2 separate regions of the Homo sapiens genome follow, and region 2 is linked to region 1. A link is an interaction called in ENCODE POLR2A ChIA-PET data of the cell type or tissue named here. Cell type or tissue: A673. All regions are shown on one strand. Each heading gives the region's core, and the rest is flanking DNA. Links, peaks and the distances in the headings are about the cores only.

Region 1 (4,400 bases), core at 261-4,260:
AAAAACATAAAAATGAAAAAATCTAATAAACGAGTTATAGGAAAAGTGCTATAGGCATTCAGAGGATAAAAGATATTTCTGTCTGGAGAGGTGGGGATCTACAAAGGCTTCATAGAGAAAGAAAAACCTGACTTGTACTTGGGCCGTTGAGACAACATATAAATATACAGAGTGATCACCTGTGGTTGAATGAACAACATAGAATGGCCTCTACCCATATCTGTGTAGCAGGATTCACTACTGGACTCTGCACTGTGTTGACCACAGCAAAGCTGTAAAGAGCAAGCCTCTGTTGATGCTTCCTAACTATAACACATTGGAAACTCAACAATCATTGATATGAATTCCACAGGTATGTGGAAATTATTCATAAACAGTAAAATTGAAAACAAATGCTAGTGGTTTGTATTATGGCTCATTATATGTTCTATAACATCCACAGTTTACAAGGTATAACTATGTACCTAATAGATTATCAATAAAATTTCCCCTGAATGTATTAAAAGTTGGTCATTTAATTGGAGCTGGGGATATACACTGAGAATAAAGTGGCACTTGCCTAGCTTAGAACTAGCGTGCAAGAAAATTTAATTGTTGACTGTTTGTTGTGACAATGGGCTCCTTCAGAAACTGGGATTGCTGAGTCTTATGGGCCCATGCACTGGTGGCTAGGAGAAAGGTTAACTGGGGCCAGCTGTGGCTGCAGAATGCATGCGTTCACTTTAGAAGGCAAACGGCTCAGAGAGAACGCTCTTGGCTTCAAGTTGTTCTAGAAAGAAAAACTTATACTCTAAGAGATTGGATGATGTAAGAACCAAGAAAGAATCAGAATTAGCACTCGGTAAATCAGCATTATTAATTGTTATGGTACTTTGACATTATAATATCTGAAACACAACAACTGAAATCCCTGAAAGCCAAATTTGGTTTTATCATCATTTAAGAATTATAGAAGGCTAGATTTGGAAAGGGCCTTAGAGAGCTCTTAATCTAAACTCATTTTTTTCTAATATTACAGCAAACAGTTCCTCTGGATCTGAGGAGGCAAGCTGCCCAATGTAGGATAGTAAGTTGGTTTAAATAGAGATACAACATGTTCTTTTGGTATTTTATGTTTTTAAAAAACCACTTAAGTATTTTCTACTGATATTGAAACTTGCTTGCTATATTAACCAAATGCAAAGGAATGCTACACAGCTGGTAAAAGAAGAGAGAAGAAATAGCATGATGTTTCCATTCTCTTGCTCTTTTGGACCTGCCTCAAACCTTAGGACAAATTATTAGTTATTCACTTAGCAATTGCCTGTTGATGCTTACTATAACCAAGGTGATTTCAAAACACTAAATGGCCTTGAAGAACTCACAATACAGCAAACACATTACAGCATTACTGCCACTACTTTATGATTACTACTACTACTGCTAATATGAGATATGAAGTATTAGATACCTGAAGAGATATATAGGAAACTGGAGGAGGGTTACAATAACAATGGTTCAGCAGGGCGCGATGGCTCACGCCTCTAATCCCATCCCTTTGGGAGGCCAAGGTGGGTGGATCACCTGAGGTCAGGATTTCGAGACCAGCCTGGCCAACATGGTGAAACCCCATCTCTACTAAAAATACAAAAATTAGCTGGGCTTGGTGGTGGTGCTTGTAATCCCAGCTGCTTGGGAGGCTGAGGCAGGAGGATTGCTTGAACTCGGGAGGCGGAGGTTGCAGTGAGCCAAGGTCGCACCACTGCACTCCAGCCTGGGCGAACTAGCTCTCAGAAAAAAAAAAAAAAAACATAAACAAAAACAAAGGTTCCACTATCAGGGGAGCCTTCAGGGAGAAGGTGTTGCCTGAACTAGTTTTGAAGGACAGTAGGATTTGTATCACAGACATTTTAGGTAGGCCAGGAGTGGTGGATTTCCTAGCAATCAAAGATGTGGAGGTGGAAAAGCGTGAGGTAGGTCTGCCAGAACACAGAGGGCAGGAAGGGGAACAGGGAGAGAGAATGCTGGAAAGGATGACTTAGGGATTATATGCCATAGAGGTATTTATGATTTGTTTTCTTGCTTATGTATTCTCTTCATGATAGAAAACATTTTTAAAATATAAGTTTATCTTTATAATCCATAATAGGTGACTCATTCAATAAAACTTGAAAAAAATAGAGATTTCAAAACATAATACTTTTTATTACTTAATAACTTGCTCTACTTCTTTCCAGTATTTTTTTCACAGACGTGGATATCTAGATTAAAAAAAAAAAAACTGTTCTAATCATACTTGAGTTTCTCAAACCCATGTTAAATTTTCCATGAGAGATAGGTCCTTTAAGAGAAATTTATGTCCAATTACAGGATTAGTCTCCTAAGAGATAAAAAGGGTCAGTGAAAGAGATAAAAAGGAAGCTTTTTGCCAGAAGCTAGTGTGGGAGGGCACTAATCTCTTCCTGTTCTTGCAGAGACAGATTTGTTCAATCATGGGTGATCTTAATCGGTGAGCATGTTCCTTCAGTACTTCCTGATGAGGTGGTGGCTCTCTATTGACCATCAGAGTGGTTTGCCAATCATACACACCATCACTCACTTCCCCATTCTTTTTTTTTTTTAATTTTATTTATTTATTTTTTTGAGATGGAGTCTTGCTCTGTCTCCCAGGCTGGAGTACAGTGGTGCGATCTCAGCTCACTGCAACTTCTGCCTCCTGGGTTCAAGCAATTCTCCTGCCTCAGCCTCCCTAGTAGCTGGGACTACAGGCACACACCACCATCCCCAGCTGATATTTTGTATTTTTAGTAGAGACTTCCCAGGCTCAAGCAATATTCCTACCTCTTTGTATTTTTAGTCTCAACTCCTGACCTTGTGATCCACCTGCCTAGGTCTCCCAAAGTGCTGGGATTACAGGCGTGAGCCACCACGCCTGGCCCCCCATTCTTAAGTTCTTAATTTTGGTTCCATTCTTGGTCCATAGAATATGTCTTAACCCAGTGTTTCTCAGACTTTAGTATGTGTAGGAATTACCAGGAAATCTGGTTAAAGTGCAGATCCTGATTCAGCAGGTCTAGGGTAGGATGGAGATTTTGTCTTTTGTCTTCCTTCTTTTCTTTTCTTTCTTTTCTTTCCTTTCCTTTTCTTGCTTTCTTCCGACGGAGTTTCACTCTTGTTCTCCAGGCTGGAGTGCAGTGGTATGATCTCAGCTCACTGCTCAAGCAATTCTCCTGCCTCAGCCTCCCGAGTAGGTAGGATTACAGTTGCCTGCCACCATGCCTGGCTAATTTTTTTGTATTTTTAGTAGAGATGGGGTTTCACCATGTTGACCAGGCTGGTCTCGAACTCCTGGCCTCAGGTGATCCGCCCACCTCAGCCTCCCAAAGTGCTGGGATTACAGGCATGAGCCACTGCGCCCAGACTGATATTTTGTATTTCTAACAAGCTTCCGGGGGATGCTCTTGCTACTGGTCCAGGGACCACACTTTGAGAAGCAAGGCCTTAGGGTACTTTATTTTTCAAACCTAATCTGTCTTTTTGTTGCTTTCACACAAGCAAAACAAATTAACTTGTTCACAGCCTTTCTTCTGCAAATCTATATAGATATCCCTTTAATTACTTTTGGCAATTTATCATTGCCAAAAAAGCTAAAACCACAGGAATTTTTATTCCTTTCTAGGTAAACGGTTTCTACCATCTGGATGCTTGGATGCTTAAAGGACTTGTTGCTGTTTTTCTTTACTCCTGATGGGTATATGTATGAATAGCTTTTCTTTGATTGTGTTTTGAATACAGTGGACCTTTGCACTTGCGTACTTATGTAAAACTGCCGCTCAGGAGAGTCTCTTTAATTATGCCCTCAACCATTGTTTCCAAACAATTATCCTGCTTTCTTCCTAAGGGGCTTCAATCATTCTCAGGTTGGATCTCTGACCCCTGTCTTACATAGATCATTCTCTCTTTCTATTTAATCTCTTTGTGCTATCCTCTGTAAGCTAGAAGACATTCTCAAGTTTACCCTCTATATTGCAGACTAAATTTTCTCAGGTCATTTCTGCTTTTGGTTCTTTTCCCCAAAGTGAAAGTTAATTCTACTATTGCACTTTTATTTTCCTAAAGTACTTTTTTTCATTTTATTCATTTCCCATTTTAGTCTGAAATGTTGCCTGCTGTCTTTTCATGTCAAGCTTTCTTTTTATAATTCATGTTTTTGTTTCAAAAGGCAATGCCTTTAAGCTTTTAGAGAAAGAATGCCAAAACATTCTTTATTATTTTTCTTCTGGTTCCTCCAACAAATCTTTTCTAGAAGGTTGTTCTCCCTTTGTAGCTCCAGGATGATGTTCTCTTTTCCCTTGTTCTGTAAGTGTAATGGACATTTGTCATTATTTGCTCATCTCAGCATCTGTATCCCCTCCGCACAC
Region 2 (4,400 bases), core at 156-4,155, 120 kb before region 1:
CCAGTGCAGGGAAGAGTTTGAGGACAGCCCAGTGAGGGCAGAAGTCTAGGTTTTCCATTTGGCTTTTGCTGGCATGAGTGAGAGATCATGCCATGAGTGAGAGTGGTTATTAAAATGTCCAACTATAGTTATAGATTTGTCTATTTCTTCTTTCAGTTTTATCAGTTCTTATTTCACATATTTTACAACATTACTCTATGGTGCATACACATTTAGGATTGCTATATCTTCTTGATTGAGTGACCCCTTTATCACTTTGGTTGAGATAGAATGGCTATCATCTAAAAGATTTCGGTCTTGCCATGCTTTCCCTTTCCTGATCCTTTGGCTAAAGACAGCAGGCTTTTGCTGAGGCTTTTCTGTCCGTACTCATAGGTGCTTCTAGTTACTGGCTTCAGCTCCAAGTCTGGAATATAAGAGACACAAGAAAGCTGGGGGAACTCACCGTTATGTTGTTCCTTGGCTTTTGAACCCCTAGTTAGCCTGCCTTCTCTTTTCTACCTATCAGAATATTCTTACATTTGTTTTGTGTAGAACAGCCAAGGATTTTAGTTGCACTCAGCAGGAGGAAGAGAGAAAAGTGTGTCTACTCAATCTTTCCAGAAGTGAAAGTCTCCACTGAACTTTTGAAATGGTGTTAAAACTGGATTTCTTACCCCAGTGTCTCATCCTTGCAGATAAAGTGTCATACCCTCTTTAAAATACTGAGAGACCATGCCATTTTCCTTTTTGCAAAACTGTCATGAATCTTCATTATTGCCTCTGGAATAATATGTAACATATCTGACTGCTGTTTAAAGTCTTCGTTATGTAACTTTTACCTACCTCTTTAATCTCTTGCTCTTCCCTTCCACAGGACCTAGAATCTCAGTGAATTGGACTTCTGTCGGGATTCCCTGAAAACTCTTCATGGTTTCTTGCTGCCTCAACTTGCTAGTTATTCTGTATACTTAGGACACCCCCCAAAAGTGCAAATTTTTTCTTTCCCATTTAAGGGTCATTTAGAAACTACAACCTATCTTTTCTATTTCCCTTAGAATTATGACCTACGTTATCTGTGGCACTTCTGTGGTGTGGACTGCCTATTGCCTGTGTAGAAGTTACATGTGAATATAAACTTATCTCCACTACTAGATTATAAGATCCTTGAGGGATGAAGCCCTGTATGATTCCTCTTGGCCTTCTCCAAAGGCCTTGGCACAAGGCATGACACAAAATACATGCACAAAGAACATCTGAAGAATTAAAAACTCAGTAACTCACATGGTTCCCTACATGATAGTCCATCCAAAAAGTCTAATTGACTTTGCATCTTTAAGTATTTAGGGAGCTGTTTTCTAGGACTGGCTCTTGAGGCAAGGATTGACTTAGCATCTAAAGAGAGCTGGTTTCTTGTGTAATTGGAGGGAAAGCACTACTCTCTGTACCAAGCCAGATCTCTAGGGAAAGACTTTTTGTGGCTTTCAAAACCATAAAGACTGTCTTGTAAGACTACAGGTTGATTATGAAAAGATGGGACGTAGACAGAGATCCAGAAATCTGCTGATTTATAGAAATAACACCTCCTATCATCCAAATTAGTAGTTCAAATTCTTCTTAGCAGTGCCAAACTAAAAGGGCATATATTTTAAAATCAGGGTGGAAAAGTGATCTTCTTCATCTATTCTTAGCTCAGAACATATCTATATCCAACAATATACTTGAGATTGGCTTTGCATTGAGAGATCTATCCTGGGAATGAATATTTTCCAAGGAGCTCTCCCACTATCACAAAATAGGAGAAGGTAAAGTGGCTAGGAAGGGAGGAAGAGCTAGGGATGAGAACAAGAGGAGAGAAGAGGGAAAGTTTTCCATTCTTGTAATTGTCAAGAGCCACTCCTTGATGATTCCGCCTCCTCTCCTTGTCTGAGCTTCTTTTCTCCCCATCATGTTTGCTGCAGTATCTTTCTACATGGTCTCCCAGTCTGCATGTTTCTCTGCATCACTCCATGCTAAACACAAACACCAAAATCATCTCCCTAAAACTGGACTCTGCACCATCTACATTTTCAAAGAAACCTTATCTCTTCCTTATGGCACAGTAATCATGTCCAGATACCTTCACCAGGCACTCATGGTATATAGCTTTACCTCTCACTATCCCAGTTACACCTAAGCAGGTAAAAGAAGGATGGGAAAAATACAGTCTCTAAGTCAGACCTGAGCTCAACTCCAGCTCAGTCTCGTAATAGTTTAATGATCTTAGGTAACATATTTTACCTTGAGGAGTCTCCGTTTCATTAAAAACTTGATTTAAAATAATAACTCAAAGGGCTGTCATGAGGAATAAGCAACGTGGTGAATAAATTATATAGCATGTAATAGGTGCTCAATAAATGGTAGCTACTTGTACTATGCTCAACCACATTGAACAATTTCCCTTTTGCCAAAATACCCCTGAGTCTTTTCTCAGGCCAATGGCCCTGGCAAGATTGCCAAATGTGCCTACAGAAAGAATACATTATGCCAGGAGGAAAGGAGACTGGCTGAGGATGAAAGGTGGGTGGGGATGAGACAGCATCCACATAAGGTAAGCTGCCCCTTGTTAGAAAGAAATGATGAATGGAGCTCTGAGAGAGGCGCAGGTGAAGGGGCAGGTCCACAAATTCAGAGTGGCCAGGCAGGGTCAGGCAGTTTCAGCATCTGATTCTCTTCCCTGACCATTAGAGCAATCCTCGGCCTGTCTTTCCACAACTAAGGAGGACACATCTCTTATCTCTTCATGCAGATGAATTGTCTGTGTTTCTTTAACAGAGAAGACATTCAGATGCTATATCCAGCACAGAAGAGAGGTTAGCAGAGGGCAACTCGGCTTGGGGTTTTAAATCTGAAGTATATTCACTATGGCTTGTACAGTTATAGTACCCATTATGTATGTATGTTATTATAAGGGGCTCTAGGAAATAGTGTCAGGAGACTCACTTCATAAGTATGTTTATTATTATCTCCGCTGTTCAAGCCACACAAAATAAATGTCTGGCATTTCCAGAAATTGCTATCGATTCAGCAGCAGATTTTACAAGGCCAATCAATAACAGTTTCCTCCTTTCCCCCTCCCACAGTGTGTATTTATTTGTGATGAAGCTGTCTGTTCCTCCTGCGCTTTCTAGTGCTTATAATTGGTCCAGAATAAACGGATGATTTCATCTTTTTCCAGGAAAAAAAGAGAGAATAAAAAACCTGCTATTAAAAATATCTTCCTCCCCCAGCCAAAAACAAAACTGTGTGTGTGAGGGAGAGAGATAGAGATTGAGATAGATACATCAATATAGATACAGATATAGATAGTGACTGAATTCAAGCATGTCTGCCAGAGTGAGACCTTCAGCACATAAGCCACAGTCTGTGATCCTCTTTTCCCTGTACCGAAGTCATGCTAGATTAGGAGATTAGGGGCCCAGAAAGGCATATAGACCCTTTCAGTCATGAGTTCTTGTATTATGATGCCTTAGTATTTTTCAGTGTCACCAACTATCTAACAGAGGCTGAAAGCAGGCAAGAACTTCAGAGTTTACCAACCCCAGCCTTTCTTTTTTATTATTATTATTATTATTATACTTTAAGTTTTAGGGTACATGTGCACAATGTGCAGGTTAGTTACATATGTATACATGTGCCATGTTGGTGAGCTGCACCCATTAACTCATCGTTTAGCATTAGGTATATCTCCTAATGCTATCCCTCCCCGCTCCCCCCACCCCACATCAGTCCCCAGAGTGTGATGTTCCCCTTCCTGTGTCCACGTGTTCTCATTGTTCAATACCCATCTGTGAGTGAGAACATGCGGTGTTTGGTTTTTTGTCCTTGAGATATACTGAGAATCATGATTTCCAATTTCATCCATGTCCCTACAAAGGACATGAACTCACCATTTTTTATGGCTGCATAGTATTCCATGGTCTTTCTATAGATTAAAGCATGGAAGCTCAAAAAGGAAATACAGGAGGTATAAACTCAGGTCTCTTACCTCCTTGTCCGATAATTTTCCCTGCTGCCCTACCATACCTGCCACAGTACCTGACTCTATGTCTGTCACCAGAGAAAAGGGATCCTCGTACACATTTGTCAAGGAACTTCACTGTGGCAGACAGTGGTGATTAGGATTCTCTTCCCCACTGTAACTCACTAGCTCGCTATGGTCAAACAGCTAGTCATTCATTCCCTGGCCTTTGGTGTCAGAACAGTGTCCAGCCTTCCTTGCCTCTTAAAGTCTATGGACAGTCTGCTTCACCAGCACCACCCCCATGTCCTGGACTAGCCATGGCTCTGAGCAGAGCCAGAGCAAAACACCACTGGCCGGCAAAGGGGTGTGGGAGCATGTGGGAGTCATGCCCAGCCTGGGCTGCTGGTCAGAAGTCTGT

What was found. ChIA-PET counts read pairs that join two places held together with the same protein. Peaks named below come from ENCODE experiments on the same cell type or tissue, not always from the same donor. Only the 100,000 strongest peaks of a DNase experiment are listed, where the experiment ranks them.
Region 2: POLR2A ChIA-PET joins it to region 1 with 5 read pairs; 2 of 35 experiments call an interaction of 5 or more read pairs at or near these places.

Annotation. Positions count from the first base shown.
Region 1 is chr3:188,134,816-188,139,215 of GRCh38, forward strand. No RefSeq gene overlaps it. Among named protein-coding and RNA genes, the nearest start is that of LPP-AS2, 17 kb to the right of the region's middle. In A673, for the core only: no CTCF peak of the experiment used is centred there; a DNase peak (open chromatin) is centred at 2,416.
Region 2 is chr3:188,016,872-188,021,271 of GRCh38, forward strand. The region is part of intron 2 of LOC107986166 (a long non-coding RNA gene); the gene reads right to left. Among named protein-coding and RNA genes, the nearest start is that of LINC01991, 43 kb to the left of the region's middle. In A673, for the core only: no CTCF peak of the experiment used is centred there; no DNase peak of the experiment used is centred there.